7 separate regions of the Homo sapiens genome follow, and regions 1, 2, 3, 4, 5 and 7 are each linked to region 6. The links are chromatin loops, found by intact Hi-C in ENCODE. Cell type or tissue: PC-9. All regions are shown on one strand. Each heading gives the region's core, and the rest is flanking DNA. Links, peaks and the distances in the headings are about the cores only. Region 1 overlaps AMPD3 (adenosine monophosphate deaminase 3). Region 2 overlaps SBF2 (SET binding factor 2). Region 3 overlaps CAND1.11 (a long non-coding RNA gene). Region 4 overlaps IRAG1 (inositol 1,4,5-triphosphate receptor associated 1). Region 5 overlaps CAND1.11 (a long non-coding RNA gene). Region 6 has its middle 16 kb from the start of CTR9. Region 7 overlaps RNF141 (ring finger protein 141).

Region 1 (4,533 bases), core at 339-4,338, 250 kb before region 6:
TAAAATAAAATTTAAATTCCCTGAAAAAAAAAAAAGATCTCTCTGGAGATGGGAGTTTGTGGTTTTGCATCCTTCGGGATCATGTGGATTTAAAGAAAAGCCTCTGATATGCTCAGATCTCTGCCTCTCTTCTCCCACCAAGGGGATGGCAGCCTTGTCCGGGGCTCCTGGCAGTCTCCGCCTGCAGGGGCCGCAACTGCGGTAGGAGCGAAGGTTAAATGATCATGGCCCTAGCCTTTCCATTCTCTTTTGCTGAAGCGCTGTGCAGTGAGGCACAGGGTCAGTGCTAGGCAGGGGGTGTTTGATGGTGAGCAAGAGTCACTTCCTGTCAACCAGGTGGCTTTGAGGGAGAGGCCAGAACTGAGCTGACTTAGAGTGAGTAGGAGCTTGCCAGGCAGAGGGTGTGGTAGGGGAATGGAAGTGGTGGCATTCCAGGTAGAGGCACGTGATGTGCAAATGTCAGGAGGGAGGGATGGTATGAGAGAGTCGAGAGAGTCAGAACAGTGTGTTGACATAACTGCAAGCAGTGTGGTGTGGTTGGAGCTCAGGCATTGGGAGCGGGGAGCAGCGGGTTGTGGGGAGAGTAAGGCTGCAGAGATGTGGGGAGGTCCTGGATCATGCAGGGGCTGTGGGTTTCCCACAGAAGGCAGGGAGGTGGGCCGGGGTGTGGTGGCGAGCTGGGAGAGAAGCTCCTGGGGGAAGAGTCGGGATCAGGCTTTGCTTGGAGGAGGGATGGCTAAAGCTGGGTGGAGTCACAGTGGGGTTGCCATCTCCACAGGAGCTCTGTCCCAGCTGGGAACCTCTTGGGGACTTCTTCTTTTTGGGGTCAGCTTTGATAAGGGAGGGTAGGCCAGGGGAGGATGTGGCTCCTCTGGGAAAGCCCAGCTCCAGCCTCCCTGACCCCCTGGCTGGGAGCATATCAGCAATGCAGATGGAAGACCCTACCTGGAGGCCCTAAGACCACTTCTGTTACACGCCAGGGGTCCAACACAGACTCCCACTTGGATGGGATCAAGAGCTTTAAGAAGTGAGAGTTTGGCTTCAGCTCATGTGCCCTGAGAGGCTTACAGAAGTGTTTTGGGGATTTCCAGGCAGAAGTGAAAGGTGTTTTAGACACCACTTACGTGGGCACCCTGGCATTTTCACCTTCAAGCACCATTTGTTCCTTCTCTGTGAGGCTTAGGCGTTCAGACAGGTGGATGCCTCCATCACTGTGTGAACTCCTCTCAGCCCTGCCCAAAGAACTTCACACGCCTAGCACATGCCCAGGCCCGTGTTCAAAGAAACGCCTTGCCCAGCCCGATGCAGCCCTGCCCTGAGCATACGTGAATGCTCTGGGCTTACCTGCTTCCTGCTGCCTGGGGCCAAGGTGTCCTCACTGGCTGTGCTGGCACTGACACTGTTTTCTTCTAAGGTGGGGCCCCAGTGGGTGTTCCTGGGTCTACCAGCTGCCCTCTGGCCACAACATGAGAAACAGTCCTGGCGTGGGGCTAGGGTAACAAATCAGAGCCTATCCCCAGGGTTCTCCTGCAGTCTTGGGGTTAATGTTTTCTCTGGACAGAGATGACCTTGATATCTATGACCCAGTGGCCTGTTCTTAGGCACCACAGTCAGTCCATAAACATGGGCGCAGGTCTGCTATGAGTCAGGTCTGTGCCCGCCCCTGGGTGCTGCCTACTTGATAGCACTCTGTCTCTCTTTTTTTTTTTTGAGATGAAGTTTTGCTCTTGTTGCCCAGGCTGGAGTGCAGTGGTACAATCTCAGCTCACTGCAACCTCAGCCTCCTGGGTTCAAGTGATTCTCCTGCCTCAGCCTCCCGAGTAGCTGGGATTATAGGTGCCTGGCACCACTCCTGGCTAATTTTTGTATTTTTAGTAGAGATGGGGTTTTGCCATATTGCCCAGGCTGGCCCCGAACTCTCAGCCTCAGGTGATCTGCCTGCCTTGGCCTCCCAAAGTGCTGAGATTACAGGCGTGGGTCACCACACCTGGCCTTGATAGCACTCTCATAGCCTCTACTATGGGGAGGAGAGCTGCTTTCTAAAATCCAGAATGGGCTGGATGATGGCCTCCGTATGTCTAAAGTGGCTATTGGTGTCCCTGGGGCAGACAAGGGCTGTGGTCTGAGGCAGGAGCTGCGACGTGGCCGTGGATCTGTGTGGGTGGTATCTGTGAAGGCACCTGTCACACTACAGCAGGTGAAGGGCTGAGACACCCCGAGGCCCAGCCAGCAGGACTGTGTGACTGAGACACTTGTTTTCTATGCAGAAGCAAGACAGAAGAGCTGAGTGTGTTTGCTGCTTGGGAATTGGGTAGAAGTAGGTGACATCCACTGTGGTTTAAGTGTCATATTAAGAATAGCAAATAGGTTTTACCTTCTGTGCCAAACCTGACCAATTAGGGGCCACCCCTAAAGCTTAGTGAAAAGAGTGCTGTGTTCGATTATTGATGCCTGCCATGGGTATGGAAATGGTCAATGTTGGCTTAGGTCCCAGGTCTGGAAACTCTGCTCTTTCTTTACATCTGAGGTCTTAGGTGAACACGGGGAATGCACTTGGATCCTCTGGTGAACTGAAAACACTGACCTCCAATGACCTTCAATTATTTTGTTCCTAAAATAATCACCCTTGAGTTCTGAAGTTTGGATGGGGTGCTTCCTGGATTGTCCAGTTGTTTTCCTCATTTATCTTGTGACTCATGGGGGTAAGGACAGGCTGACCCCCCTGTGGTGTGTCATTGGTAAGCCAGAGGACAGGACCAGAAAGCCCAGAATCCGCTGAGTCATGCTGAGGTCATTGTACCAAGCTGTGTCCAGCTGAGCTGAGCCAGGCTGACCTTCTTTTGTGCATCCCACGTGAGCCCAGCCTCATCTCTGAGGAGCCTGGGCTTTGGGGATGTTTTAGTTTTCTGCTTTGCTTTGTTTCCCCAGTGTCCAGTGGTCTGTCTTTCTGGTAAGAATGGCAAGATTAATGGCAGGAAGGATGCTGATGAGTGAGTGCTGTGGCTAACGACATGGGCTGGCTGGCATAATGCTCACAGAGGTCCAGTGGATCAAATATCTGGTTTGGCATTACTTGGAGATGCTCAGCCAGCCGTGGACAGCATTCCCTGCCCTGAGGTCAGCCGCCTCCTCACCCCAGCCCGGGCTGAGCGCCCAGTCGGCCGCAGCAGTAGCTCCAGAGTGTGGTCTAATGGCTGTCAGCAGCCTGGCCTTGAGGCTGCTGTCGTCCTCCCCCGGAGCTCCCATAGGTCCCTTGTGCTCAGGGAGGGGGAGTCAGTTTACCCATAGTGACTTGAGGCCATCCCTCAGCTTAGCTGGGGCTTCATTTCCTTAGGGCTTGTGGTTGTCCTATGAGTGAAGCACAGTGAAAAGGCAGACTGGGGATGAGGGGTTGGGGAGATGGGTAGGATCCAGGCAATATTAGCAGAGCCCTCATCCTAAGATTAATGAAGAGGGTTCAGTAACAGAATCAAATTACATTTAAAGAATCCCTTCTAGCTTCTGTGTATGGAGAATGAATTGAACCAGAGCACAAGAAAAAGGAACAAGACCAGTTAGGAGGTCACTGTGAATTCAGGCCTGAGAACATGCAGGCTTGAACTCCCGTGGTGGCAGTGAGGTTGGAGAATATTGTATGGATTTGACATCCATTTGGAAGGTAGAACTGATGAGACTCACTGAGGGAAGGGAGTAGTAGGAAGGCCAAGGATGACTCCCAGTTTTTCAGCATGACCAGCTGGATTCAGGACACACCATTTCCTGGGATTCCAGAATCTGGGAGAAAATCAGGTTTGGGCTGGGGTCAGAGATGGAGAGTCCACTTTTGGATATATTAAATTTGAACTGCCTTTGGGTTATCCAGATAGAGATATCAAGAAGGCAATAGTATGTACAGTTCTGGAGCTTTTGGCTGGTGGCATAAATTTGGGAATTGGTATAAGGAAAATAATTAAATGCACAGAAATGGAACAGATCACCTTTGGAGAGAATTTATAGTGAGAGGACAAGAGGGCCCAGGACCAGGCATCAAGAAATTCCATTATTAAGAGGTCTGGTAGTGAGGATGAGCTGACTAAGGAGGCTGAAAAGGAGAGGACAGAGATGCAAGGGGTCGGTCTGGTATCACAGGACTTAGCATGATATAGAGGGCATGAGAAATCCCATGAGGTGTTTTGAGACCTTGCTGGGCTCCTTCTGCAAAGGTGCCTTCTGCAAAAAACTGCCTTTCCCTGGAATGTGGGGAGAAGTCTAAGCTGACTGTTCATTTCTGCTTCTTAGGATTTGCTCTAAGATCTTTGGCCTTGGGCCCCACAGCTTGAGTCCATATGTTGGCTTAGGGTCAGTAGAGCGGCTTCCAGTAGAGTGGCTTCTTCTTGGGACTTGGATGCCCTGGAGTTTGGGTGAGGTGTAACTAGTCAAGGAAGGGTGTGTTTGGAGGCTTGGCCTTTAGTGTCTGTTCTTTTCATTCATTCCCACTTGGAGGTTTGCTTTGGGAATGCTCTGAGGGTTCTGAGAGGGATCAATGGGAAGAGT
Region 2 (4,533 bases), core at 145-4,144, 530 kb before region 6:
CTAGTGCTGCCTGAGGTGACAGAAGGGCTATATTTAATGGCCCCAGCATTAAATAAACAAAGAAAACCAAATAACCAAGAAAATCAAAATAACACTGAAAAGGCTCTGAAAATTAAACTGCCACTGGAACAACAGCCTACAAAATTAGACTATGGTCTACATGCTAACTCTAAACACAAAAACTAACATAACAGCCAAAATGTCCAGGATATAGTAAAAAAGCACCCATTACACCAAGAACCAGAAAAGATCACAACTTGAATGACAAAAAGACAATTAACTGATGCCAACACAGACATGAATCAGATGGAAGAATTATCTGCAAAGATTTTAAAGCAGCTACCTTAAAAATACATCAAATCATAAACTCTCTTGAAACAAATGAAAAATAGAAATATCAGCACAGAAATACGTTATAAATCAAACAGAAATTATAAAACTAAAAAATAAAATATCCAAAATTAAAATCTCACTGGATGGTTTCAATAGTAGAGTGAAAATGGCATAGCATAGAATCAGTGAACTTGAGGTGAAATCAGTAGAATTTACCCAGTCTGAACAACGGAGAGAAAACAAATTAAAATATAAAGAACATTGGGAACCCATGGGAGGTCCACAGACCATAACAAAAGATCCACTATTCATATCACTGGAGTCCCAGAAAAGAGGAGAGGAAGAGGGGAACTAAAAGAATATTCAAAGAAATAATGGCTAAAACACTCCCAAATTTGGTGAAGCACCAAACATATTCAAGAAGTTGCGTGACTCTCATACTGGATAAACTCAAAAGAAATCTACACTAAGATACATCATAATTAAACATCTGAAAATTAAAAACAAAGAAGTCTTGAAAGAAGCCAGAGAGAAACATTTTACCTACAGGATAACACCAATTCAAATGACAGCAAATTTCTCATCAGAAACCATGAAGGACAGAAGAAAGCAGCACAACATTTTTCAAGTGCTGAAAGAAAGAACTATCAACTATGAATTCTATTTCCCACGAAACTACCCTTAAGGAATGAGAGGAAAATCCAGACATTCTTGGACCAAAAAAAACAAAGCAAAAAAAACTACACTAACATTGAAGATTGGCTGAAGGAAGGTGTTTAAACAGAAAGGAAATTACAAAAGAAGCAATACCGGAGCATCAGTGGCAAAACAAAAATACAAATCCAAGTCATCCTCAATCTAGTACTTAAATACTTCTCCAGTCCAATAGCTGGTGTTCTGATATCAGCTGGCTCTAAACCTCTTCCCAGGGCAATATTCTTCATGCTTATTCCAACAACCTTTAAGATTGCTTAAAACTTCTCTGTCCTTGAAGCTTACTGCTTGCCTGATTTGCAACCTTTAGTTGCCAGGGTAGGGTGAGGAGGGACCAGAAGGCACTGTCAGAATTGATTCTTTTTTCAACACAAAACTTAATCTGAGTATGACCCTAACAGATAAGTTTAGTCCTAGGGCCCTCTCTCCTAATACTTCCTTTTCTATGGGAAAAAAAAACTAGATCATACAAGGGCAAGCCCAAAGGCACAATAATTAATATTTTTTCTCACTGTAACAAATGGAAAACAAGCTCAACCCTCTCTCACAAGCACTTATTTAACTACTTAAAGAAAACTACTATGTCTTATCAAAGGTAAATATGATATCCATTTCCCTTAACTTCTGAGTACAAGGGCCTATTAAAACACCAGTACATTAAAGCTATCAACAGTAATTATGAATACACAGAAATCATCTAAAATATAAATACCTTCCCATGGTTGATAAACTAATCTAAGAAAGTCCTCAAGAAAAACACTGCCATGTTTTGAAAAGAATACTACATTGGTAATCAGGAGATCTGAGGCTTATCTTAGCTCTGTCACTAACTGGTGACCTTAAGCAAATCCTCTAACTTCTCTAAGCCTTGGTCTCCCACCTGTAAAGTGATCTTAGGTCCCTCCTGGCTCTAAACTTCAGGCACGGTAAACCAACAAAAAATGTGAAATACATACATCTACCACTAGATGGCATAACACTATGATTGCTGATCTGAAAAGCAGACCAAAATCTCCTCCAGATAGATTATGTTGTTAGGAAAACTATACCAGTTTAAATTATACCAATTTAAACTAAGCCTCAATAACTTGTCTGCTGGCAAAGAACTCCCGGCTACTTCATAAACACCTTCATTTTGTATGATGTAGAATGAGAAACCTCTTTCTGAACTTGTTACAGTTATCATGAACCAAACTGAAAATTTACAAAGACATGATTACAGAATTCTGAGAAACTAAGTTTACAGCAAAGGAGGGGGTGAAGGAGGCGGTGAAGACGTGTGGCAGGAAAGAACACAGGTGGAGGGACAGAATGGAGAAAAAAAAAGAAGCTGTTTTTTGGCAATTTCTGCAGTATTATCTATGCCTATCAAGGTATTACGAAAATTATTACCACTATACCACAGAATATTTAGCCTCCCTTGATAATTCAGCAGAGAAAACACTGCCACATTAAAATTTCAGACAAATTTCTTGGAACCAGCTTTAAAAACATTAATATATTGGTAGTATCTATAAAACATTGATCCTTTCAGAAAAAAAATACAACTGAAAATTTAAAACACAATTCTCTATGACTTAACTGTACCACTTTCACTATGTTTAAGTTATATTTACGTTTTCTTCCAATTGCAGATAAGACTAGTACATAGCAAGTGCTTAGTTTCAGCATAGATTTTTTAAATACAACATTTTTAAACTAGGGAGGAAAGTTATTGATTAAAAAACAGCAAAGGCTATTATGTTAATCTTCCTTAAACAAGAAATTCGTATCTGTTGCATAATGCAACTGGACATGATACACATAAATTTCTCATTAAAACTCATTCAATGTGTCCCTATCAATGTATTCCCTAACCCTAAGTCAATAAAGGAGAAGTTACAAAAATCCTTAGTTCTCCAGCAACCTGTGCCTTCAAAATCAAGTAGGCCTTTCTCATTACACAAATACAGGTGACAAATTTCTTCTTCCCAAATACAGTTTAAACATGTCCCCTGCCTACAATGCTCTCCTCTCCACAAATTTGTTTTTTTTTTTTTCCCATCTCTAACTTCCTATCTGCAACTCAAAGTTCACCCTGGAGCATCGCATCTACAGCACAGATAATCCAAGCCGTGTGTTTTCTGCTCAACTCTTCTCTCAAACGCAAACTTCCTATCCTGCAAAAAGCATTACAGATTGTTTATCTGTCCAAACAAGTTATGAGGCTGGTTATAATATACTTTACTACCAGCTGTTTTCCTTAACGTTTCACTCTCCTGAAGACAATCATTTCCTTCTTGTAACAGATAGAGTATTTCTCAAGCTCCCAATGCTGTTTGTACCCCCTATTAAGCATTTCCATAAACACAGCAAATTAATCATGACCAAATTGGGATTTTCTATTATTTCTATAAAATCTGTATCTTCTCTCCCTCCATTCTCTATCTCAGAGAATGGCACGTTATCCATCTAAGCATTCAGTGTCTCCACTAGGATTATGTTCCACTGCATATGACAGAAAACCTAAAACATTAATAGCTTAAACAAGATAAAAGTATATTTCCTTTCATATAAAAGATGTCTCGAAGACAACACTCAGGATCAATGTCAGATCTATGGGCTCAAAGATCCAGCTTCTTCAGGTTCATCACTCCACTATCTACAGGTTTAGACCCTTGTTCTCATGGTTTAATATGTCTGCTAGAGCTGCAAACATCACATCCATGTTTCAAGTAGAAATCAAGAAGGAAGGAAGGAAGCTGGGCACAGTGGCTCATGCCTGTAATCCCAAGCACTTTGGGAGGCTGAGGCAGGAGGATCACTTGAGCCCAGGAGTTCCAGTTCAGCCCGGGCAACATGGCAAAACTCCATCTCTACAAAAAGAACACAAAAATTAGCTGAGTGTGGTGTTGCACACCTGTGGTCCCAGCTACACAGGAGGCTGAGGTGGCAGAATTGCTTGAGCCTACAAGGTCAAGGCTGCAGTGAGCCAAGATTGCTCCACTGCACTCCAGCCTGGGAAACAGAGCAAGACCCCATGCTCCCTTGCACAAAGAAAAAAAGAAAAGAAAGAAGAAGAGAAGAGGAAGAAAGGAGGAGGAGGGAGAGGAGGAGGAGGAAGAGAAGGAGGAAGGTATAGAATATTTTAAGGAGAATTTCTGGAAGAACAATTTCACTTACATATCACTTGCCAAAGCCTTGTCACATGATTACACCCAATAGCAAGGGAGTCTCTTAGTCTCTTAGACAATTGCCCTGCTAAAACACAAGAGTTTTATTTCTAAAGGAGAAAAAAATAGTATTAGGAGACAACTGGCCGTTTCTACCAGAGTCAGCTCTTAGTCTGACAGGTGCCAACACATCATGTAGAACCATCTGTTAACCAAGAACACAGCAGACTCCCCAGGAATAAAACCATGGGTGTGGGGTTGTGAAAGGAATCACAGTATGGAAAGGGCCTCTTGTGGCCAGGCGCGGTGGCTCACACCTGTAATCCCAGCACTT
Region 3 (4,533 bases), core at 164-4,163, 330 kb before region 6:
CTCATTGTACAGTATTTATGAAGTCTACGATAGTGCGCAGTGATGTCCTAGGCCTTCACATTCACTTACTGATCACTCACTGACTCACCCAGAGCAACTTCCAGTCCTGCAAGCTCCATTTGTTCATTTTTTAGTCTTTTATACTGTATTTTTACTGTATCTTTTCTTTGTTTACATATGTTTAAATACACAAATCCTTACTATTGTGTTACAGTTGCCTACAATATTCAGTATAGAACATGCTGTAGAGGTTTGTAGCCCAGGAGCGACAGGCTATCCCATATAGCCTAGGTATGTGGTAGGCTATACAATCTAGGTTTATGTGAGTACACTCTGTGGTGTTTGCACAACCAAATCACCTAAAGACACATCTCTCAGACCATATCCCCATTGTTAATGGATGCTTAACTGTACTGATAATACCTAATAAAATGTAAATACTATGTAAATAGTTGTTATACTCTATTTCTTGGCAGTAATGAAGAGAATAAAAGTCTTTATATGTTTAGGATGGATGCCACTTTTTTTTTCGAATATTTTCCATCCACACTTGGTTGCATCCATGGCTATGGAACTCTTGGAGATGGAGGGCCAACTATATATAGAATTGTAGTTAGTGGCCGGGCTTGGTGGCTCATGCCTGTAATCTCAGCACTTTGGGAGGCCAAGGCGGGTGGATCACTTGAGGTCAGGAGTTCGAGACCAGCCTGACCAAAATGGTGAAACCTTGTCTCTACAAAAAATACAAAAATTAATTGGGCATGGTGGTGGGCACCTGTAATCCCAGCTACTTGGGAGGCTGAGGCAGGAGAATCGCTTGAACCTGGAAGGTGGAGGTTGCAGTGAGCCAAGATCTCACCATTGCATTCTAGCCAGGGTGAAAAGAGTGAAACTCCATCTCAAAAAAAAAAAAAAAAAAAAAAAAATAGATTGTTGTTTGCTGGATTTCTACTCAATAGAACAGAAATTACCTCAATAGTAAATATTCTATAGTTCTCATTTCAGATGAAAATTCAGCTGTTCTCAACGACTTTTTTGTTGTTTGCATAGGTGATCCTCAACTTTGATATGTTCTAATTTTCATGCATGTATCTTTCACTTCTGTGACTGTATACTGATAACTCAAACAGATACTTCATCCTTTAGTTGATGGGTGGTGATTTTACCTTCCCTCTTGTGTGACCACTTGCTAAGTGCTGCTGCTTGGGGATAAAAGGCTGGGTTTCTACAGAGACAAGGGGTATGGGAAGCGTTTATGGTACAGCTGCCCCCCTTTCCCTCTGTGTGCCAAGGGAATCCCAAATTTTCTGAATGCCTGGAGTTTGTCGGTTGATAACAAATTGTTGTACAATGAACAATTAGGTGTTTGCTTCCCAGGCCCATGCTCCCCTCTCCACCACTACAGTCCTTGCATCTGGTAAGGGTGGGAAGGGGGTTCAGTGGCCACTGGTCCTAGGTGATGGCAAGGGTGGTGTCACTGGCTGGGGATGGTGGAGACTTTGCCGTGCCACAGGGGTGGAGAAGATGAGGGCAGAGAGGAGAGGTGGAATCATGGAAGAGAAGCCACAGGCTCGACCTCCCAGGCACCAGGGAGCAACAGAGGGATGCTTGTGAAAGTTTTTATCTGTCAGGACCCAAGATAGCTATAATGCATGTGACAGGGATGGCAATTTTGCAAATATAAAACAGATATATTTAATTACTCATTACATCACTGTTTTCCCTCTGAGATCCAGCTACAAAAATTATCACTAGAGGGCAGGAGAGGTCTCTTTAGCAAGAAACATGCGTCCTAGCCCAGGGTACTGGCTTCTCCCATAGTGTGGGGGCAGTGCTGACTAATGCTTCCCTGTTCACAACACGCTTAGAAAGTGAGAATATGCGTGTGGCACACTGGGGTCAGCTAAAGGGGATTTGGGAATGCCTACATGGGAGCTAGTGAAAAAAATTCACATTTTCTTCATGTTATATTATTACAATAATATACAAAACAAAATATTAAATGTTGAATTTATATAATATTCTAAAGAAAATCATTTAAATATTTTATTGTTAAACATGAGCTTGCTTCAAATTAACATGTCTTTTTTATGTAGTTTTAGGCTTGAAATGGCTACATGGAATTTCTGATCAAGATTTTTAAGGGTTTCTTCATTCTTTTTTCAAATTTCATTTGTTTCTAATTTTTAAATGTTTATAGATTTAGTGGGTACAAGTGCCATTTTGTTACATGGATATATTGCAAAGTGGTGAAGTCTGGGCTTTTCCTGTAACTATCACTTGAATAGTGTACATTGTACCCATAATCATCATTAACAGGAAATTTGTTTGTACAGATTGGTGATAAAAAGTTAAAAACAATTTTGCACCTGTTAAAAAATATATACCAGTTGAAATCATATAGAGACTATAACGGCATTTTCTTTTTTCAAACAACAAATGTGGTATTGAAATTTTTTGGGATGAGCATTGGATTTAGCACCCTTCAAACCTTTTGGATTCTAGTGCACTTAGGTAATGGTGAAGCCCTAATCTGCAGAATACACATGCAATTTTACATCAGATATCCTGCAGGCAGTGTGGAGGTGACTAAAGAGGCTCATCTACTGAGAAAGACAGGAACAGCCCATATACATCGAGTGACTGTTGTCCTGATTTGTCCTGAAGGGCTCTGATTCATTCTTCTGACATGACATGACTATCCAGAGCACTTCCCTTTGCTAAAAAACAAACAAGAAGCGTGCCAGTTTGGTGTTCATACACAGTGTGGATGAATCTCGAAACATTGCCCAGAATGAAAGAAGCCAGACACAAAAAAGTACATGCTGTATGATTCCATTTATTTGAAATTCTAGAATAGGCAAAACTAATTTGTAGTGATGGAAGACAGATGAGTAGTTGTCTCAGGCAGTGGTGGGGGTGAGTGACTGCAGTGGGGCATATGGGGCATTTGGGGGGTAATGACAACATTGTGTATCTTGATCATGGTAGTGGTGACACTGGTGGATCACCCATGTATACATTTGCAGAAACTCATAGTACTATATAGTTAAAATAGATGCATTTCATTATATGTAAATTATACCTCATTAAAGTCGATTTAAAAAAAGAAAGTATACTATTTTGGACAATGAATTTTATGGTTTCTGTACATAGGCGTGAAGACAGATTCAGGGCTGCCATTTCTACTGTGGCTGCCAGAAGCTCCCTCCTGCTCTCCTTGCCCCCGGCCCCATCCCTCTTGGTCTGTGCTCTGTGCTCACCCGACGCAAGGGACACACACTCCTCCAGTGGGTTTCTGGCTCTGTCCATGTGGGAGTGGCACACTATGCAGCAAGCTGCCAAAGGACGTGTCCTCGCCGCTTGGGATGAGATCACTGTCCTTGCTGTTTGATGGGGCCCACTCTTGGCTGCCCTCCAAGGAGCTGTAGGTGAGGTTCTCCTTAGAGGTACCCAGCCTGTGCACTTTGGCTGCCCTCTCACCTGAGGACCGAGGGCATCACCATTGTGCTGCATGCCTGTGGCCCATCTGAAGCACTTCCACGGGGAAGCTCTGGCCTAGGGAAGGTACCTGTGCCTGTCCCTAAGGCTTTCTCATGAGGCTAGAGTAGAAAGGGGGAGGATCTGACATAAAGGAAGCAAATAAGCACCCATTTCTTGGTCCCAGGGAATTGTGGGAGGAAGAAGGAGGGAGGACAGGAGATGGTGGAGAGTGGAGGGCAGTGGCGGGGGCAGTGCAAGGAGAAATGGAGCGGGATGGGAAGAGAAGTTGAGAGTGGTCAGCCAGATGGGTCTTAAATTCCCTTTCTGGGCTTTGGTCTAGAGCAAGTGTTGGCGAACTATTCTGTAAAGGGCTAGATAGTAAATGTCTGAGGTTCGTAGGATCATATGGTGTCTGTCACAACTACTCGACTCTGCCATTGCAGTGGAAAAGCAGCCAAGGACAATGGGTAAATGAATAAATGTGGTCATGTTCCAAGAAAACTTAATTTATGGGTGGCAAAATTGGAATTCATGTAATTTTCATGTGTCACAAAATATTCTTCTTTAGATTTTTTTCTCAACCATTAAAAATGTAAAGACAATTTTTTTTTTTTTTTGAGACAGAGTTTTGCTCTGTTGCCCAGGCTGGAGCACAGTGACATGATTTCAGCTCACTGCAACCTCTGCCTCCCAGGTTCAAGCAATTCTCCTGCCTCAGCCTCCTGAGTAGTTGGGATTACAGGCACACACCACCACACCTGGCTAATTTTTGTATTTTTAGTAGAGACGGGGTTTTTAGGCTGGGAGCCACTGCGCCCGGCCTAAAAAATGTAGACAATTCTTAGCTCATCTTCCTCATAAAGTGGGTGGTGGGCCTAATTCGGCTGTTGGGGCATCGCTTGCCAACTCATGTATTTAGTGTGGGGGGTCCTGAGGGTGGAGGACTTAGGGAAAGGTGTGGCTCTTGGAATTCTGAGTGTCAGCATAGCTGCTCCCTTCCCTCACTCCCTCTGCCCTTCTCCATTCACCAGGCATCTTATCTGTGTAACC
Region 4 (4,533 bases), core at 375-4,374, 81 kb before region 6:
GATGCTCCAAGAGGCCTGGGCTCCACAGGCTGGGGAGATGCCAAAAGGACAAGTCAAATCCATTCCCATCCCTGTCCCAAGCTGGGTTCCATTTCCCGGAGCCACAAGCCACAGTGAGAGCCGGCTTGAGTTTGCATCAACACCGGAGGTCAAACCAGGCTAGGAGAGGGCATTTGGAATTTCATTTCCTCCGGCTCTCTGGCTTTGTTTACAAAGTCAGAGGTGACCTTAGAGATTTTGCATCTAATTTGGTCTTTACAGTAAACACAGCTATCCCAGAAGGGAGAAATGTGCTTCGAACTCCTCAAAGCTGTAGCTAATGGAAGATACTCCATTGAGATCACATTGGCAGTTGTTTACCACTTACTGAGCACCTACTGGGTGCCAGGCCCTGTCCTAGGAGCATCACCATCATCTGATTGAATCCTCAAGATGACCTCTGATGTAGGCATTAATATTCCCATTTTACAGATGAGAGAACCGCCCCAGAGAGTGAAAGTCACTTGCCCCAAATCATACAGAGAACCAATAATTTGAACCCAGATCTTCCTGATTTTGAGGCTGGGGCTTTTTCTGCTATACTACACAGTGTTCCTCAGCCATGTGGATGGGGAGTAAGAGGTGCTGTTTCCTGACTTCCTCCCTGACACCTCCCCTCATGCTCTTCTGACCCTCAGCACAGGCTCTCTCATTTGAGTTCAGCCCTTATGGGGACTACACCAGCCCTACTAAAACCTGGGGGCTCAGGCAGGGTGAATTCCATGTGCCCTGTGCCCACCCCTGGCAACCTTAGATTGACTCCCAGAAGCCAGGCTATCCCTTCCCCATGGTGCAGCAGCCTGGGGGCACTGGGGTCCCAGTGCTGATTGGGACTGCAATCAGCATAATCTCATCCACCTCCCACAGTGACTGGCTCAGGGATAGACAATGGACCCAGCCTACATCGATGAGCTTAAAGTGGTGTTCTAGGACCAGATGCTTTCTCCTGCTCTGAGTGGTGGAGTGTGAAGATATGAGACCTGGTGCTACGGACACTATTTTGCTTCCATGAGGAAAGCCAGACAGAATCTAAATGATACACACAGAGGAGGGCAGAGCGAAGGGACCTGCAGAGAAACAGAACTGGAGCCCTGATTAAAGTGTGCCTGAAGCCTGAACACTTTCTGGACTAGCTGGTTACATGAACAATTAAGCCTCTTGGTGTTGAAATCACTTTGTGTTGGGTTTTTGTTCCTTGTAACTGAAAACATGCTCCACTACTCTTTCGTGCTTCTTGTCTGTCAAGATGCCTAGGAGTATGATCCTGCCAACAGACCTGAGCCAATGGGTCTAGCTCCTCTGCTTCCTCTTAGAAGAGGAGACTAGCAATGCCAGGTTTCCATAGGGAAAGGCAGGATAGCAATGTAGAAAGAACACAGGCTTTGGAACCAGATATCTCGGTGTGAGTCCTCACTTTGCCACTCACTGGCTATGTGGCCTTGGAAAGTAGGCTTCATCTCTGAGTCCCAGTTTTCTTGTCAAAACAGATAAGAATGCCTCCCAAGCAGGATGCTCCAAGGATGAAACACACTCAGTTCACAGTAGTTCCCACAGAGGCCACCTGCACGGGGGTCTGCAGCCCAGGAAGCTTGGCCGAAGCTCCAAGGGCTCTGCCTGGCCTCTCCCCATCCTTAAACTCCCTCCTTCTTTTATTAGTGGGGTGGGCAATACCTTCAGGAATCTATAGAACTAACAACTGGCCTGGTTCTGCAACTTTTAGAGATTCCCTGAAGGAGCTGCTCCACTGCACAGTAGATTAAGACCACCATGCAGATAACATAGTGAGGTGACCTTTGGCTGATGGGACATGGTGGGTGGGGGTGGAGATGAAGGACACTGTCATTTACTGAGCACCAACTGTGTTCCAGGTCCTCTGGAAGGTACTGCTGACTGCTGGAGGCTGTAGGAGGAAGAACCGGAAAGCCCTGCCACCTCCCATAATACTTGGTGTTCTTCCTGTCCTTCAGAAAGGGCTCGGAAAGCCCCTAGAGTCAGGGCACTGGAGAAAAGGCCTGAGCTGCCATCAGCCCAGCTCTGACAGACCCCCCAGCCAACACACATACCTCTAGACTCCTGGACTGAGCTCCTTGAGCTAGGCAAGGTGTCAGATTCATCCTAGGTACCCAAAAGATTCAGCAAAGAATGATTGTTGATTTATGTTTAAAGAACTAGGGACTTTTAGCCCCAGGATTGGTCAAGGTGACCACCATCTTGATTGCTGTCTTTCTCTGCAATGAACAAGTTAGCCCACACAGCTCTGGAACAGTTAGGGTGACCCCTACTGGTCACCTCAAGAAATCTCAAGTAGACCATCCATAGAGTCATTCATTCTTTCACTGCCAAAATTTTACACCTACTCTACCAGGCCTGTGCAAGGGGCTGGTGACATAAAGATAATCTTGGCCTTCAAGGAACATAGAGCCCAGTGGTAGGAGACGCTGGAGAACAGTATAATGGGGTAAATATTTTGAAAGTGAGAAGTTGCAGGACCCCAGAAAAGGGTTACCTGTGGGAACTGGGATGGTGGGACATGATTTTAGCAAATATTTCACATTACAAATGTTTGAGCTGAGCCGTGAACACAAATGCTGAGTGGAATTTCTTGGAACAGATTAGCTGGGTGTCTAGTGGGGAAGATAAGACAGGATGGGGAGAAGCCACATTGGACAGACTTCACCTGGCTCTTGGGAATGAGAACTACGGGGCCAGGGCATGCTGTCTGTGTCTTCCATGCCAAATTCTTACTGTATGAATAAACTGAGCATCAGGTTCACCCAAAGGTGAGCTCTGTGATTAATTTCTATCATCTTTACTTGGATTTCAGCAGCAGTGGCATCAGTGGTGCTGGGTAAAGTATTTGGTAACAGGGGTTGAGGGTAGCAAAAGACTAGCCACAAACCCTGATTCTACTAAAGGAAGTTGGCTACATCTCATAGGAAACCTTTTAAAATTATGTGTGACGTATGTACAGGTCCAGGCTGTCTTAACAGGGGCATGGTTTCTAAAACATGGGAGGTGACTATTCCACTTTTCTTTTGTCTTAATCTACACAAAGTATATTGTGCTCTGCCTGTTAAGAAGGATTTAGACAAATTGGGACATGTTTTGAACCTGGGAAGCAGGAAGCAAGGAGAACAAAAATTTGTGTTTAAAGAACTAGAGAACTTTAGCCCGGAGAAGAGGAAGTGCAGGGAGAAATAAAAATCTCTTCTCAGATGTTTGGAAAGCATTCATGTGGTTTTACTGTTCCCAAAGAATAGATGTCATAACTAATGACTGAAAGGTCAGATGAAGGCAAGGGACGACCTTCTAGTGGTTGGAACCACCTGAAGATGAAACAGGCTGTTCTTTAAGGTAGTGAGTCCCCATTCCTTGGAGCGTTCTCGTAAAGCCTGGGACAAGGGTCACAGGATTCCTAACCACTTCAGGGGCCTTTTCTAACCCTGGGAGTCCCTGAAATCCTGGACTCTTTTTAGCTACAACAAACTGAAAGACCTGACGATTCCATCCCAGGACTCTGGGATTATGGTCTGAAGTCTCATGAGAAATACCTCATTTTTTAACCCTCTACTTTCTTCCTCCACCTCCCTCTCTTCCAAAAAGAGCTTAAGTCAGTCCCTGTGACAGAAAGCAGAATAGAACAAATGAGTTAAGTCAGATGTCAGCTGCCACAACATAAAAGTAGAGTGGATGCTTGCTGAGGCCCCACTCTTGACAAGATGGAACCCCAGGCTCCTCAGGGGAGCCCCAGCAGCCCTGCCTGCAGGGGCCATTCCCACGCTGCTCCTGCCCTGTTTGCTGTCTCTCCCATCCATTATTATAAACTCGCTGCTTAAAATAGCAAGGTAAAAGGAGAGTCCCTGCCCCAGGGTGACATCTGGGTTCTGCTGGAGCTTGTGGGCACACGGACCTCACATCCATCACTGCAAAGTTTAGAATATAATCTCCAGGAAGTGCTGATCTAGAGCACCAACCCATAAAAGGAAAAAATATTTAGTAATGTTTGGTCTCCAAGCTGTTCCTTCTTTAACCCATTTTCAGGGCCCTTCTTGCTGCCTCTCCAGTCTGGTTCGGAAAGGGTTAGGTAGGCCAGTGCCAAGAGCTAATCAGCTTTTATGACTCTACTCATTCTGCCTCCAGCTAGTGCCTAACTAGAACCTGGCCCATTTTACAGGCCGGGAAACTGAGGTGCAGAAACGGAAACAACTTGACTGGTTCAGCTACCCTTGTATCTGGTGCAAATCTTCCAAGAGACTCTGCTGGGATAACTATCCAGTAATTTGTGCAACTGAAGAGGCTAGAAGTTCCTAAACCATATTTAAATATTTTATCTGCCCCTGCTCATGAAAGAAAACAAACTAATATGCTTTTGTTCATGCTTTCATTCTTCAGCTACTTCTAAGTCGCCTACTGAGCATCGGACACTATGCTAAATGTATTTCAAGTGCTATTTTCTTTAACCCCCATGAGATAGGTTTTATTATTTCCATTTAA
Region 5 (4,533 bases), core at 162-4,161, 410 kb before region 6:
TTTCTCAATGCCAGAACACAAAGGTAAAGCAGTGAATATACCATTTCTCTTTAGATTAATCATCTCTAAAATAAGGACATGGCATCAAGGATCTCAAAGATTCTTCCTCTATGACTCTAGCCTTCTGAGGTCTTATATTCAGGGAGAAATGAACATTGAAAAGCGGGAGAAATTAAACCACCTTTCTGACTAGTTCCTTGGGAGACCCAAGCTGTGCTTCATCAGTACTTTCAGTTCCAAAGCGTATAGGATCAAGTCAGTTCCAGAGAGCAGGGTTTGGATGAGGAGGCCTGGGTGGATAGTACCGGTTAACTCCATAGCTGCAAAAACAATTCTTTCTTCACAGTAATACAATGATAGCAAAGGGGACATTTGACCTTTTCAAGATTTTTAAAATGCAAAATACAAGGTATGCACATAATCTTGTTTACTGACTGATCCTTTAAAAAATCTGGCATATTAATAATTCCACTTAAAATACTGAAGATGGGAGCCAGAAGGAAACTTGTTCTTTCTATACAATGACTGAGAAGGGAATTCTAATGAATATTTTGGCACACATATCTCATTTTCTGGCTGCTTTAGGACCCAAGAGCCAGTAGGTCATAATTAAAGCCAATAATGGCAACTCCAGACAGCCCAAATATTTTCCTGGTGCTGTCAATTCACTGCATTAAATGTTTTAACATCATTTTTTGGGGAGTGTAGAACATACGCACAGAGGGGGAATTAAATGTTGATGTGAAATTTGGAACATTTGCTGCAGGTTGCTCCAAAAGATATTGTTTATTACATTCAAAGGAATTATACAATGTTTTCCTTATTAGATAATCTTAAATGACCCTTTCTGGGCTGAGAGCTGTGAAGTGTGTCCTTAAGTTGTCAGAACAAAATCATATTTTCTGCAGAAAAAGAAAACAAAAAACATGTTTGGGGCTGAGGCTGCATGTCATGTAAATAAATGAACGTCTTCTACCTCCACTGGATCTTCAGGAATGTTCTCTTTGGTCACCAGGAGTTGTGTTGCTACAGAGTTAAAGCTACTCACTTTTCTGTCAACTCTACTTCCAAAAAGAAAACCCACAAATATATGTTTGCAAAATCTGTTTGGGATCCTGGAGACAAGGTCCTTAACTTTATCTTTTTCCTGAACAAGTTTCATACTTAAAAAAAATAATAACAATTAAAATTCCTCCAGCCCTACCCCCACCTTCTTCCATCCTTCCATTTCTACTTTAAATGATAAGAAAGTTTCCTCTTGGATGGAAATTAAACATCTCAGCCTGGGTGAGGCAGCTCAGGCCTGTAATCCCAGCATTTTGGTAGGCTGAGGCAGGAGCCTTGCTTGAGGTCAAGGGTTCAAGACCAGCCTGGGCAACATAAGGAAATCCTCCTTCTCTAATCTAAGGGGAAAAAAAAAAAAGTATCTCAGTCTAAGGTGTGTCTGAGAGAGTTCTGAATCACCATTTTGGGATGGAACAAACTGACCAGTCACTTCTTTTTTTTTTTTGAGACGGAATCTCGCTCTGTCACCCAGGCTGGAGTGCAGTGGCGCAATCTCGGCTCACTGCAAGCTCCGCCTCCCGGGTTCACGCCATTCTCCTGCCTCAGCCTCCTGAGTAGCTGGGACTACAGGCGCCTGCCACCACGCCCAGCTAATTTTTTGTATTTTTAGTAGAGACAGGGTTTCACCATGTTAGCCAGGATGGTCTTGATCTCCTTACCTCGTGATCTGCCTGCCTCGGCCTCCCAAAGTGCTGGGATTACAGGCGTGAGCCACTGCTCCCGGCTGACCAGTCACTTCTTAAAGGCAAAACTGGATTTGCTCTGCAAAACAATTCAGCAAAAACTTGGGTTCCAACTCTGGTGCTACACTGTGACAATGGAAACTTTCCAGCTACAACTTGGAAGTTGGGAGCCAAGCACAATACTAAGTCAAGGAAGGTATTTGAGGCCAAAGCAGACAGTGGTCTTGGCACTGCCTGCTCCTGAGCCCAAGCTGCAGCAGCTGTGGGGTGGTGATGCAGCTTTCAGAGATCTCTAAATCTCTAAGTACACCAGAAACCAGATTTTATTAACTCCCCTTTTCCACTTTTTTTTGCCCCTACATTTCTGCCATGGATTATATCATAATAGATGGTGAAAATGCTGTGAGGTGTATACTCAATTCCTAGGCATTCTTCCACTTAATCATACTCAGTTTTCTTTGAGGGCCTCCACATTGTAAATGAGCAACACCTTGATACTGGGAAAATGAATATGAAACTCAGGGCCACAGCCTCTGTGATCTGGTCATTCTGGGGCAGTCATTTTCCTACTTGGCCTACAGAACCAGGCAGGTCTCTGGCCTGGGGGTGGCGGGTGATGTTGTATTCTCTTGTCAAAGTGCACAGAGCCCACTCTGAGAAGATGCTATACTCTTCACGTTACAAGACGGCAATATGCCCGTTTCTGGGCCAATTGGCTGACTCAGAGATGAGGAGATTATTCCGTGACACTTTGTTTTCATTCCAGTCCAAAGGGCAAAAAAAAAAAAAAAAAATGTAAAACTCTGCTGCCACCTGCTGTTTCTTTAGGAATAAATTCTTGAAACGGTTCTAGGTTGATTGTATATTGGTTATCTTAGCCAAGTGCCTTGGTGGTGAATTTGGGGGATTTTGGAATATAAGTTTATGTAGTTGTGTACCAACTGGACTGTCATTTCCTAGGATGAACTGTTGGACCACATGGGTGGCTTCTCTCTTTCAGTCCATTAAGTCCTGCCTCCCTCATCCCTTGCTGAGACTCAAGGGCAGACTCCTTGATCCCAGACAACTTTCCAAGGGAGTTCACGCAAGGCTCTGACCAGTGAGGCTCCAGAGCAAAACCCAGGAGGCTTATAGGTTTAAGTGTCTTTTCTTTATGGGCCAATGATGTCTGAAAACTGTAGCAGTAGGTAAATTCCCCAAGCACAGACTATTCTCTGCTGGGTGTCAGTGGGTGGTATTGGAAGTGCCTCTCAGAAGTGCTCTTCTCAGCTTGAGGTTCATTTGTGATGAGGTTCATTTGTGGTGTCTCCAGATGTTTTATCTTTGTCTTCCTTGAGGAAACTGAGGCAGATTAAGGAAGACGAGTGTCCAGGAAAGTAAAGGCTAGCTCCATTTGAATCACACCCAGGTGAGAATACTTGAGCTCAGGTTAGATGATGAGAGGGATGAGGAAAACAGTGGCTCCTCGGAGCTCAAATAAAGAGCACTGGAGCATTAATATAGTCATAAGCTTAGATGGGCTTGATAAAGCCCTTAGTCATCTTATTGGAGGCATCCAGAGGACAGAGGCTGCCTTGCCTTGACTATATTAGTGGCTTGTTGCTGCTCCAAATCAGAAAGTGGGATTTTCCTTTTTGCCTTCTTTGGGAAGATCCATTTGTATGTAAATGAGTTCTTTTTGATTGCAGTCATTGTTGTAGCTGAGAATTCTTTCAACCAAGATCTTTTTCTTGGCAGAGATTACTGAGTCTATTAAGTGTGTTTTCATATAATTCTAAGTGACTTTTTAGATGGACACAGAAAGAAGTGTTAAGGAAATGACCCTTGGTCTTTTCTCCTATCAAAGAGAAAAGGCATTTGAGTGGTATCGATAAGCATTGAAGGTAACTGATGGCTTATCACTGTGTCTGGCATTATAGCTGGCACATTTATTGACTGAATGGTCAAACTTATCACCCGTTGTTCTTCCCAGAAGGTTCGTGAGACCTGTTGGGGAGGGACGGGGATAGAAAGGAACAGAAGGAAGAGTCTCAGAGTTAATCAGGTGGAAAGTCTGTAAGTGGAGTGAACCATGGGAGCTAGAATGCTATGGTAGGACCAAAATTAATACTGTATATGTCAAAATAAATGTGTATTACTTATAAAGTATATACAGTTCCTAAAAATTATCAAACAAGGTTATTATGTACAACATTTCTCCCTTCTGTGTCTCATTCCCTAAATATTATGATTGTTAACATATTGCACAAGCTTGACCATGTTTATGCTTCATGTATTTTCTTGTTTATGTCCCCGTTGTTCTCCCTCAGTATTTTGTAAAGGCTTTGGAAAAGTTCCAGCCTATCTCAGCTATGTGAAGAAGAGTTCAGGGAAGGAGTTTGTATAACACTAAAGAAATGTCAGTATCTCCTCACAGGTAGGGGCTGACATGATGCCACGGCAATGGGAAATGAAGTGGGAAACCCGAAGCAGGAAGGAAAACTCAGGAGAACTGGGTTGGGATAGTGGTTTCAGCTTCTCCTCGCCTCCTAAAGAGTCTCTTGATAGTTCTCAGGCCTTGAAGGTTCTGCCTGCCCCCAGGTTCCCCACCCCAGGAAAATAAGCAACTTCTCAGGAGAATAATGAGGTTGGTGTTTACCTTTGTGCTTCATTTGAGTAGCATGAGAGCACCCCATTCCTCACATCTGTTCATTCTTCTCCCCTTAGAAATCTTGTCTCAGCTGAAAGGTCAGAGCTAGAAGCCCCAATCTGCTTCTAGCTCTGACCTTCTGGCTTTGTCAGGAAT
Region 6 (4,533 bases), core at 297-4,296:
TGGCGGCTTGCACCTGTAGTCTCAGCTACTCGGGAGGCTGAAGCACAAGAATCACCTGAACCCCAGAGGTGGAGGTTGCAGTGAGCCAAGATCGTGCCACTGCACTCCAGCCTGGGCAACACAGTGAGACTCTGTCTCAGAAAAAAAAGAGTTTCTCTATTCTCCCCATCCCCCCTCTGTCACTCCCATGAAAGTTTAACTAAACATGAGAAGTTAAGTAAACATACAAATAAAACTTGCCTTCTACCTCTTTAACATGTCCCTTCCCGAGAAGCCCACCTAGACCAAATCACAGGCAGGAGGCCGCTATGGGGGTGGCAAATGGCATTCTGTTCTGGAAGGGCAACCACAAACTTTAGAGCCAAGAAGCCCTGGCTTGGAAGCCCAGTTCCACCCCTTTGTAGCTGAGTGGGTGATTCTGTCTCTGAGCCTCATTCATAATCTGTAAAATGGGGAAAGCAATGCTCACTTTTTAGGGTGCTTAATTCACTCATTAAATGAATACATTTAAATATATATAATATATACTGATATAATTGAATATATTATATATATAAATAATAATCCTGTGCCCTGAGAGCCACCATGTCAGCCTAGGTTTCCTGCTCTTTGAAATTTCCAAACATTGGCTGGAATCTCATCTTGGCCTCTGCAAGGAACAAGATCTATTTAGAGATTTGTTACAGATTTCAATTGTGTCACTTTCCTTTTTAAGGCAAAGCGGCTACAGTGGGCCATGGTTTTAAATACTATTTTCTTCTTCTCTGTTATATGCATAAGGCTCCAAGAACTGTGTCAGGTGCATGCGGTTACTTTGAGGACCAAGAGGACAAAGGAGGGGGAGGAAGGAGCAGTCCTCCTTAAAGAGGAGGCTGGACCCCTCCTGGGCTTTCCCATAAAAAAGTTCTGGGAGCAGTAGATCCATTCTGAGATTTTCAGGTATAAGAAACAGAAAATGGCCGGGCGCAGTGGCACCCACCTGTAATCCTAGCTATTCAGGAGGCTGAGGTGGGAGGATTGCTTGAGCCCATGAGTTTGAGCCTATAGTGAGCTATGATCATACCACTGCACTCCAGTCTGGGTGACACAGTGAGATGAAAGAAAGGAAGGAAGGAAGGGAGGAAGGGAAAGAAAATCCAACTTGAATGCCTTAAACAACCAAAACAATGTATTGGTTTACAAAATCTAAAGTTTAGAGGTAACGTGGGCTTCTGGCACGGGCTGTTGAGAGCTCCCAGTGTTTTGGGGGCTGCAACTCTGCTTGTCTGAAAGTTTCTCACCTCTGCCTCCCAGTCAGCTTTTTCTAAACCAGCCTTTCCTTGAGGTAGCACAAGGCAGCTGACAGCGTCCAGGGCTCAGCGCTTCCTCACTCATGTCTGGGGGATCAGTGTGGTTGTATGCCCACCCCTAAAACAATCGCAGTGGCCAAGGGAATGCCAAGGGGGCAGGGATTATGTTGATGGGTTTAGGCCAATTGGAACTGACCCCTGAAACTAAGAGTTGGTTTGATCCTAGACTTAAACCACAATAGGATGGGGGAACCTGCAATGGCAACTGCAGATATTCACCCCAAAGACCCTTCTTCAGTGTGGGTGTGGGTGTGGGTGTATTGTGTTGTGTCAGTGTGTATGTGTGATGTGTCAGTGTGTGAGGTGTGTGTTTGTGGGTATGAGAGTGTATTGTACACATGATGTGACTGTGTAAGCATGTATGTTGTGATTGTGCATATAAGTGTGTGTGTATGTTTGTATTAGTTGAGAAGACCATATGCTGGACTAAGTGTGCCTTGCATTATTTTTTAAAATTTTATTTTATTTTATTTTATTTCAATAGTTTTTGGGGTATAGGCGGTTTTTGGTTACATGGATAAGTCCATCAGTGGTGATTTCTGACATTGTATTGCACCCGTCACCCCAGCAATGTACACTGTACCCAATATGTAGTCTTTTATCCCTACTCCCCTCCCAACCTTCCCTCCACCCCCACCAGTCCCCATTGTCCATTATATAATTCTTGTTGGGGCCTTCCATTCTGACTCTGCTGCTACCACCTTGCTGGCCCCCAAGGGTCTCCCCCATCCCCCAACCCTCGCCCCCGTTTATGAGCAAAATCCCTTTTCCCCTAAGCATAGATGATAGGGTGGAAATTTTAACAACTTTCCTAACGAAAAAGGAGAAGAGAAAGGAAATCCATTCAGAGAGCATAAGAAACCTAGAAAATCATTTCTGACAATGTATGTCCCTGAACCAATTATGACCTCCTATTTCCCCCACTCAGCTGTCTCAGAGCCTTCCCAGCTCCCTGCCTGGCGCTAACTGCTGGAGGCCACCCTAGGACGTTTGTCCCCTAGCAGCCAAGGCCAAAAATCTCATTTGCACATTTGTACTCACCATTCCACCTCAGGGCCCTCCGTCACCCCCACCCCCGTCCTCTGTCCTCTCCTCCCGCCTCCTTGGAGAAACTTAGTGACATTTCCAACAAGGGCCCCACGGTAAGAAAGACGGCTTCCTTATACTCTGTGGTGAGGATCAGCACATGTAAACACAAATAGGAACGTTGCCTCAAGCGCTCCATCAGCGCACTCTAGAGTCCTACAAAGGATTAGACAAAACAAGGTCATCTCCCCGAGTCCCAGCCCAGTGCCTGGCCGCCCACCCCTTGCTCCGCCCAGGGCCTGCTCCCTCCGGTGATCCCAGTCCAGTGCAGCCCTCTGCTGCCCTCTGCTGGGCCCTTGCCTACACAGCCCCGGGGCTCACCAGCCACCAAGAACACCGGGGGCTCTTGGCCAACCTTTTCATGTTCCTCTGTGATCTGGAGGCTGGAACAGGTTCACCAATACTTTCACCCACCCATCACTTCTCAGTGTGCTGGAACCTGTGAACGGTTTCCTAGTCGTTCAGAGTCTCATGTCCTCGATTTTTTTTTAAAGCAAAACAGAGGTTATAATCCCTACCTCACAGGACCAGGGTGAAGATTAAAAGGGCTTATTCATTCATTTATGAGTCATATGTTTATTGCACCTCTACTATTTGCTAGGCACTGGGTTGGTACTAAGGATACAAAAAGAAACTATCCTTGCCCAAATGGCGCTCACTGTTCTGTATACACAAATACACAGTTGTGAATCATGATAAAGGAACTCAGTAAGATGCTGGGATAGACTAAGACAAGGGGAAGCTTCAGGGAAGATAAGGAGGCAACTTAAGCATGAACACGAGTCACATCCAAGGGATAAGGGGTTTGGGGTGGGTATTCCAGGGAGAGGCACAAGAAGGCTGTCGTGAAGGTCCCAGAAAAGGTGATAGAGGTAGGGAGTAGCTATAGCTGGAGGTTAGCCAGAGGGGGCAGGGCCTCGATGAGAATGGAAAGGGATTTGGACTCTATTCTAAGTGCTGTGGGAGCCATGGAAGGGTTGAGAAGTGGGGTTGTGAGGCGTTGGCTCACACCTGTTATCCCAGCAGCTTGGTAGGCCGAGGTGGGCAGATCACCTGAGGTCAGGAGTTCGAGACCAGCCTGGCCAATATGGTGAAACCCCCGTCTCCACCAAAAAAATTAAAAAATTAGCTGGGCATGGTGGCATGTGCCTGTAGTCCCAGCTACTCAGGAGGCTGAGGCAGGAGAATTGCTTGAACCCAGGATGGGGAGGTTGCAGTAAGCCAAGATCACTTCACATCACTGAGTGACAGAGGGAGACTCCGTCTCAAAAAAAAAAAAAAAAAAAAAAAGGCCCGGCATGGTAACTCACACCTGTAATCCCAGCACTTTGGGAGGCCAAGTCAGGCAGATCATGAGGTCAGGAGTTTGAGATAAGCCTAGCCAACATAGTGAAACCCCGACTCTACTAAAAATATAAAAAATTAGCCAGGCGTGGTGGCAGACACCTGTAATTCCAGCTACTCAGGAGGCTGAAGCAGGAGAATCGCTAGAACCCGGGAGGTGGAGGTTGCAGTGAGCAGAGATCATGCCATTGCACTCCAGCCTGAGTGACAGTGTGAGACTCAATCTCAAAAAAATAAAAATAAAAATTTAAAAAAAGAAGAAGTGGGATTTGGAGATCATGCCCTCCAGCTCTCCGTACCACACCAGCTCACCAGTGTCCTGCAGACTTCTTCACCTCCACCCATCTCGAAATGCTGATGCTCCTCTGGGCCTGGTCCTGGGCCCTCTTTTCTTCTCTCTCCACACTCTACTTCTCCTCCATCATCTCCTGCATTCCTGTGATTTTGAATAACATTCCTATTTGGATTGGTGTCTCCACCTAGACCCCTCCTTCTGGCTCCAGATCCACACATATCAAAGAACCACCTGCCCACTCTCAGCTTTTGGATTTCCCAGATCTGTCAAACTTAGTGTCTCAACCCTGATTTAATCCTGGCTCTGTCACTCCCAAACCTGCCTTCCCCATCTCAGCAAATGTATCACTTGCTCACTTGCTGAGACTTTATAATATAGATAAGCCCAAATATTTACACATTTACGCACACACACACGTTTTTTTGTGGAGACAAGGTCTTGCTAAGTTGTCCAGGCTGT
Region 7 (4,533 bases), core at 383-4,382, 220 kb before region 6:
GCTCATTTATTTATTTGATAAGGCTAATAACATTTTATATTCACAGTAGATCAGTAAGTGTCTTGGAGCTCATATTGTAAAATAAAAAGGTTTGGGCCCTATTGAGTCACTGGGCTCATTGTTAAATAACTCCTTGAAAGGTGAAGGATTCTGGGGGATAAAATCATTGGCTATCCCTGGAAAGATCCAAAACTCTGTAAGGTAACTCTGTTCACTTTTCAGAAACATTTTAAAATTAGGTAATCTGAATTAAACTCAGCAAGTCTAATCTAAAAGGACAATTTAAAATCTTAGAGCTGGAAAAGATTTCAGTGGATCATCTATCCCAAGGTTTTCAAAATATGTTCCATGGAATACTAAGAATCTATGGAGGAGATACAGGGTTCTGCAAATTTGACTTGAATTTAATTAAAAAATTTTTTTAAAAAAAACGACTCCCACTATATGTGTGTTACTCACCAAATTCAAACATGCTGGATATCACCAATGCATTAATGTTTTTATTCATTGACTTAATCACATTTATAGTATATAAAGTTTATATAATAAGGAAATTTATAATAATATGACTTTTATATAGTGGGGTATAGGGTATGTGTGTATGCACACGTGTTTAAAGGTTCTGTAAGATTTTCCTTGAAAAAGTTTTTGCTGCTGAAATAGTGTGAAAACCACAAATAAAGTCTCAGTTTCTAAAGTAAGAACACATAAACAAGAGTAAGAGACTTTCTCAAGGTCACACAACCACCAAGTGCATTGCCAGGTTGATATGATGGAACCCCTGGTACTCTGCTTGCATAAACCTCCATAGGGAGTAGTTAGCTATTTGGTACTTAGCTGTCCCATTATGAATGTCAATGGATTAGTCTTCAGTATTTTTGGGGGCGAAATCAAGCTACCCCTGGCCAGATGTTTTTCCTTGAAATTGATTTGAATTTTATTTGCTCGCCTATTAAAATCCTACTATCCAGAAATTCTGTCATCAATAAGTGGCAACTTAAATTGTGTACCCTGGTTTAGGAAAATAGTAATATTTGCAACTTATGAATGATAAGTCAGAAAAGTTACATGGAATGTTAAATTTTAAAGGAGATAGGCCCTTGTTTTATTACATGCCGAAATGTTAATGTTAGAAATTTTAGTTCATAAGCAAAAAAAATGGTTGAGGTGCAACTGAAGATCACAATTCCATTATTACTATATTGTTTCAGAATATTTTAATGGAAAGAGTATTTCAATGGAAGTACAGTGAAACAGTAGGAATGCCAAATTATCTTCTAATTTTCATAAGTATTTTATGTATATACGGTAAAAAAGCCTCACTCTATTTTCTTGTGTTTTTTTTTTGATTAGGAGTCTCGTTCTGTCTCCCAGGCTGGAGTGCAGTGGTGTGATCTCGGCTCACTGCAACCTCCACCTCCTGGGTTCAAGCAATTCTGCCTCAGCCTCCCGAGTAGCTGAGATTACAGGCACCTGCCACCATGCCCAGCTAATTTTTGTATTTTAGTAGAGAGAGGATTTCGCCATGTTGGCCAGGCTGGTCTCAAACTCCTAACCTCAAATGATCCACCCACCTCGGCCTCCCAAAGTGCTGGGATTACAGGTGTGAACCACTGCACTGGCCTCTTGTCTCTTAATCTAAGAAATTTGAGGACTCTGAAATCTCAGAAAGATGTTTTCAAGTTAAGGAAATAAAAGCACCATAAACCAATATTAAATGACCTATAGTAATTTAGAAATATAAAATTTAGTATTTGTGATGCAGAATAATTTCCTTCTGAAACTCCAAGATGTGTGAGCATTATCAAAGCCATTTAGAACAGTTACCCAGCTGTGGGAAAGCATTTCCAGAACAGCCAAGAAAATTCCCCAGGAGAAATCCATTTGCAAAGGAAAGTCACACCCAATTTTGTAGACCTCACCCAAATTATACAGTATGGCAAAAACAAACAAACAAACCTTTAAGTACAGTAGTTCCAAAACACACTGCTAAAGTTATGAAATAATTGTGGATCATTTCAAGTAAAAATTATTAAAGGAGCAATAATTAACCACAAGGGGGCATATATATATATACTCCTTAGATTCCAGCAGAAAGACTAGTTTTAAGTAGTAACATGCACGTTGAAGTATTCTACATTTTCAGTCACTTAAACTTTCCTCTCTCAGATGGCTACAACTTTTTAATATTCGAGGTTTATTTTATATCTAAGTAAAAAGATTCCAGAATACTCCTGCCCTGCAAAACAGTAGTGTTTTAGAAGCCTCTGGAAGTGTTGCTGTTACCTTTAGCAAAGAATTCAAGAGCTATTAGTTGTAATAATACAAATTTGAACAGATAAATAATAGGAAAATATGGTCTAAAACAGTAGCAAATTTTAGTACCACAAATGGAAGACATGGGAAGTTTATTTTTAAAAGGGGGACAAATGATCAGAATAGCAAAAATAAAAGAGTGGGGAAAATGGATTTTCCTGTGTCTGTGCCAGTGCCACAACCCTACATTCTTCCCCCATGACCAAATATTTGAGCCCACAATAGCAACAGAAGACTTTCACTTCAAGGTCATGGCCTGTGGGGCTGGCCTGCCTCATCAGCCATGTTAAGAATATAGTTAGCCATATCATCTTCAGTGGGTGCATCTGATACCACCCAAGATTCATTTGCTCCAGTCATCTGTAGGCGACAAATAGGGCAATTCCTGTGTCGATCACTCCTATTAGAGAAGTCAAAACAAAACAGTTTGCTTTCTTCTTTTTTAAAAACAGGATTTTATTTAAAGTAATACATGCACATGGCTTTTAAAAAGGAAATAGCATAGAAATATATAGTGAAAAATAAATCCCTCCCTCCTATCTCAATCTTCAATTCTCTTTCCCAGGGGCAACCACAGTTACCAGTTTCTTATATATTCCTCCAGAGATAGACTAAGCTGGATTAAGCTTATGTGTACACACATGCACGCACGTGCACACACACATTTCTCCACTTGTCAATATATCTTACAGACTAGTATGTATCAGCACCTGTTAGAGCTGTTTATTCTTTTTAACATACACTGTATCGCTATGCCATAATTTGTTTAACTAGTCTCCTGCAGAAGGACATTTAGTTTTTTTTCCCATCTTTTGTTGCTACCAACAATGCAGCAATTCGCATCCCCATACCTAAACAGGTAAAGTATTCCTTTATAATAAAAATTCCTTCTGAGTCCCAAGAGGAAATTCCCTCGCATCAATGGAAGATTTGGTCAAAGTGTCAAGTATAAATGCTTATTCGTGATTATTTAAATGGAAGCCATTACTCTAGGAATAACTTCTTGGCAGTGGCAGGGGAATATGACAAGAAGAAAGGATATTATTAATTATTTTTCTAAGAAATATCTACATGACTTTCAACAATATATCTACCTGTTGCTTGCTTAAAGGTCTGAAAAAATTCCTATGGCTCATAAGCAACAGGAAGACTTATATAAAAATGGAGCATACAAAGTTAAAAGATAAACTTTACATGCACAGTAATTTTTCTGGCAGGGGAAGAACTCATATATGATCACTTAAATAAGATTATGTTTTCGAAAAGGATTTTTTTCTGGTCAAACATTATTTTGGTAATTTAAAAAATACCGTATTTGAGCCAGAGACATATTATGCAGAGAAAAATGTTTTTCTTTTCATCTCTCAGTGAAATCTGGGACCAAAGTAATTATTTGTATCAACTGCTCTTTGGCTTTTATGCAAAAATTTAGAACTCTGTTCCAAAAACTAAATGTGAAAGCTACAGCTGGCATATATTATTTAGGTTGATTTCTAGTTCTTCAGAGGTATTTTACAAGATAATTATATGTATGCTCTTCTGTGCACAAAACATCACAATTTAAAAATAGTCAACTTCTGTTTCCAACCAACAGAGGCTAGATTTATCTTCCCACCTAAAATTACTAAAACAATGGTTTCATACAATCTTTCAAATAAAGCACTGGCCATCAGACAACAAAGGACAGTGATCCCTGGGACATGGGAGTCAAAGAAGGTGAGACCTATACTTGCCTCAGCTTACAGCCTCGAGAGTTTCTAGCCCCTGATCAAGAAGCGGGAAGCTTGATGGAACATGGCAAACTCCCTGAGCTGAACACACAGAGCTGAGAATCTTGGGGGGCCAAACAGCTAGGGTTTACAGGGCAGGGTAATGGAAAGCTGCACAGAGGGAAAATTCCAGAGGTCTACGGAAGTGTCCCCGCCAGAATACTCAGCAGAGTGCTGATCAGTGTGTGCATGTGAAGACACTACCGAGGCTGAACAATCAATCAAAGGGCTTTGAGGGGATAGTCCCCTAAAGCTCACTGGGCCTGGGATACTGCCTGTTTCACCAGCCAGACTGGAAAACCTCATAACTCTTGGGGTATCAGTAGAGTTCTCTAAAGGGTCTTGCTATTAGTGGGACATAATTAGTTCTAAACTAAATACTGCTCTGGTCCTGCCTAACAAATCACAAAAGCAAGATCCAAAAGAATCAAACTGTTTCCAAGTCACT

Evidence for each region. Hi-C counts contacts between places; a loop is a spot of excess contacts. Peaks named below come from ENCODE experiments on the same cell type or tissue, not always from the same donor. Only the 100,000 strongest peaks of a DNase experiment are listed, where the experiment ranks them.
Region 1: a loop joins it to region 6, with 8 times the contacts of the local background. A loop is called at or near these places in 2 of 110 quality-filtered maps.
Region 2: it touches region 6 in a loop (11-fold over the local background); 12 of 110 quality-filtered maps call a loop at or near these places.
Region 3: a loop joins it to region 6, with 19 times the contacts of the local background. A loop is called at or near these places in 108 of 110 quality-filtered maps.
Region 4: a loop joins it to region 6, with 7 times the contacts of the local background. A loop is called at or near these places in 44 of 110 quality-filtered maps.
Region 5: a loop joins it to region 6, with 20 times the contacts of the local background. A loop is called at or near these places in 15 of 110 quality-filtered maps.
Region 7: it touches region 6 in a loop (14-fold over the local background); 64 of 110 quality-filtered maps call a loop at or near these places.

Annotation. Positions count from the first base shown.
Region 1 is chr11:10,487,988-10,492,520 of GRCh38, forward strand. The region is part of intron 6 of AMPD3 (adenosine monophosphate deaminase 3); the gene reads left to right. Among named protein-coding and RNA genes, the nearest start is that of MIR4485, 18 kb to the right of the region's middle. RefSeq lists an enhancer at 52-956. In PC-9, for the core only: no CTCF peak of the experiment used is centred there; DNase peaks (open chromatin) are centred at 394 and 2,774; H3K27ac peaks cover 3,154 bases.
Region 2 is chr11:10,206,237-10,210,769 of GRCh38, forward strand. The region is part of intron 1 of SBF2 (SET binding factor 2); the gene reads right to left. Among named protein-coding and RNA genes, the nearest start is that of SBF2, 86 kb to the right of the region's middle. In PC-9, for the core only: CTCF peaks have their summits at 2,033 (motif pointing right) and 2,238; no DNase peak of the experiment used is centred there.
Region 3 is chr11:10,404,556-10,409,088 of GRCh38, forward strand. The region is part of intron 2 of CAND1.11 (a long non-coding RNA gene); the gene reads left to right. Among named protein-coding and RNA genes, the nearest start is that of AMPD3, 48 kb to the right of the region's middle. RefSeq lists an enhancer at 4,262-4,533. In PC-9, for the core only: a CTCF peak has its summit at 1,770 (motif pointing right); DNase peaks (open chromatin) are centred at 1,816 and 2,656; H3K27ac peaks cover 1,351 bases.
Region 4 is chr11:10,652,154-10,656,686 of GRCh38, forward strand. IRAG1 (inositol 1,4,5-triphosphate receptor associated 1) reads right to left here. Exons shown (of 21, transcript NM_130385.4): 2 at 1-29. Among named protein-coding and RNA genes, the nearest start is that of IRAG1, 39 kb to the right of the region's middle. In PC-9, for the core only: a CTCF peak has its summit at 2,321 (motif pointing left); a DNase peak (open chromatin) is centred at 2,828; H3K27ac peaks cover 1,393 bases.
Region 5 is chr11:10,320,648-10,325,180 of GRCh38, forward strand. The region is part of intron 1 of CAND1.11 (a long non-coding RNA gene); the gene reads left to right. Among named protein-coding and RNA genes, the nearest start is that of CAND1.11, 15 kb to the left of the region's middle. In PC-9, for the core only: CTCF peaks have their summits at 2,593 (motif pointing left) and 2,857; DNase peaks (open chromatin) are centred at 1,463, 2,494 and 3,259; H3K27ac peaks cover 905 bases.
Region 6 is chr11:10,733,257-10,737,789 of GRCh38, forward strand. No RefSeq gene overlaps it. Among named protein-coding and RNA genes, the nearest start is that of CTR9, 16 kb to the right of the region's middle. In PC-9, for the core only: CTCF peaks have their summits at 2,754 (motif pointing left) and 2,959; DNase peaks (open chromatin) are centred at 2,615 and 3,075; H3K4me3 peaks cover 685 bases; H3K27ac peaks cover 1,539 bases.
Region 7 is chr11:10,512,351-10,516,883 of GRCh38, forward strand. It overlaps RNF141 (ring finger protein 141), which reads right to left. Exons shown (of 6, transcript NM_016422.4): 6 at 1-2,716. The coding sequence ends at 2,566. Among named protein-coding and RNA genes, the nearest start is that of MIR4485, 6.3 kb to the left of the region's middle. In PC-9, for the core only: CTCF peaks have their summits at 2,042 (motif pointing right) and 2,243; no DNase peak of the experiment used is centred there.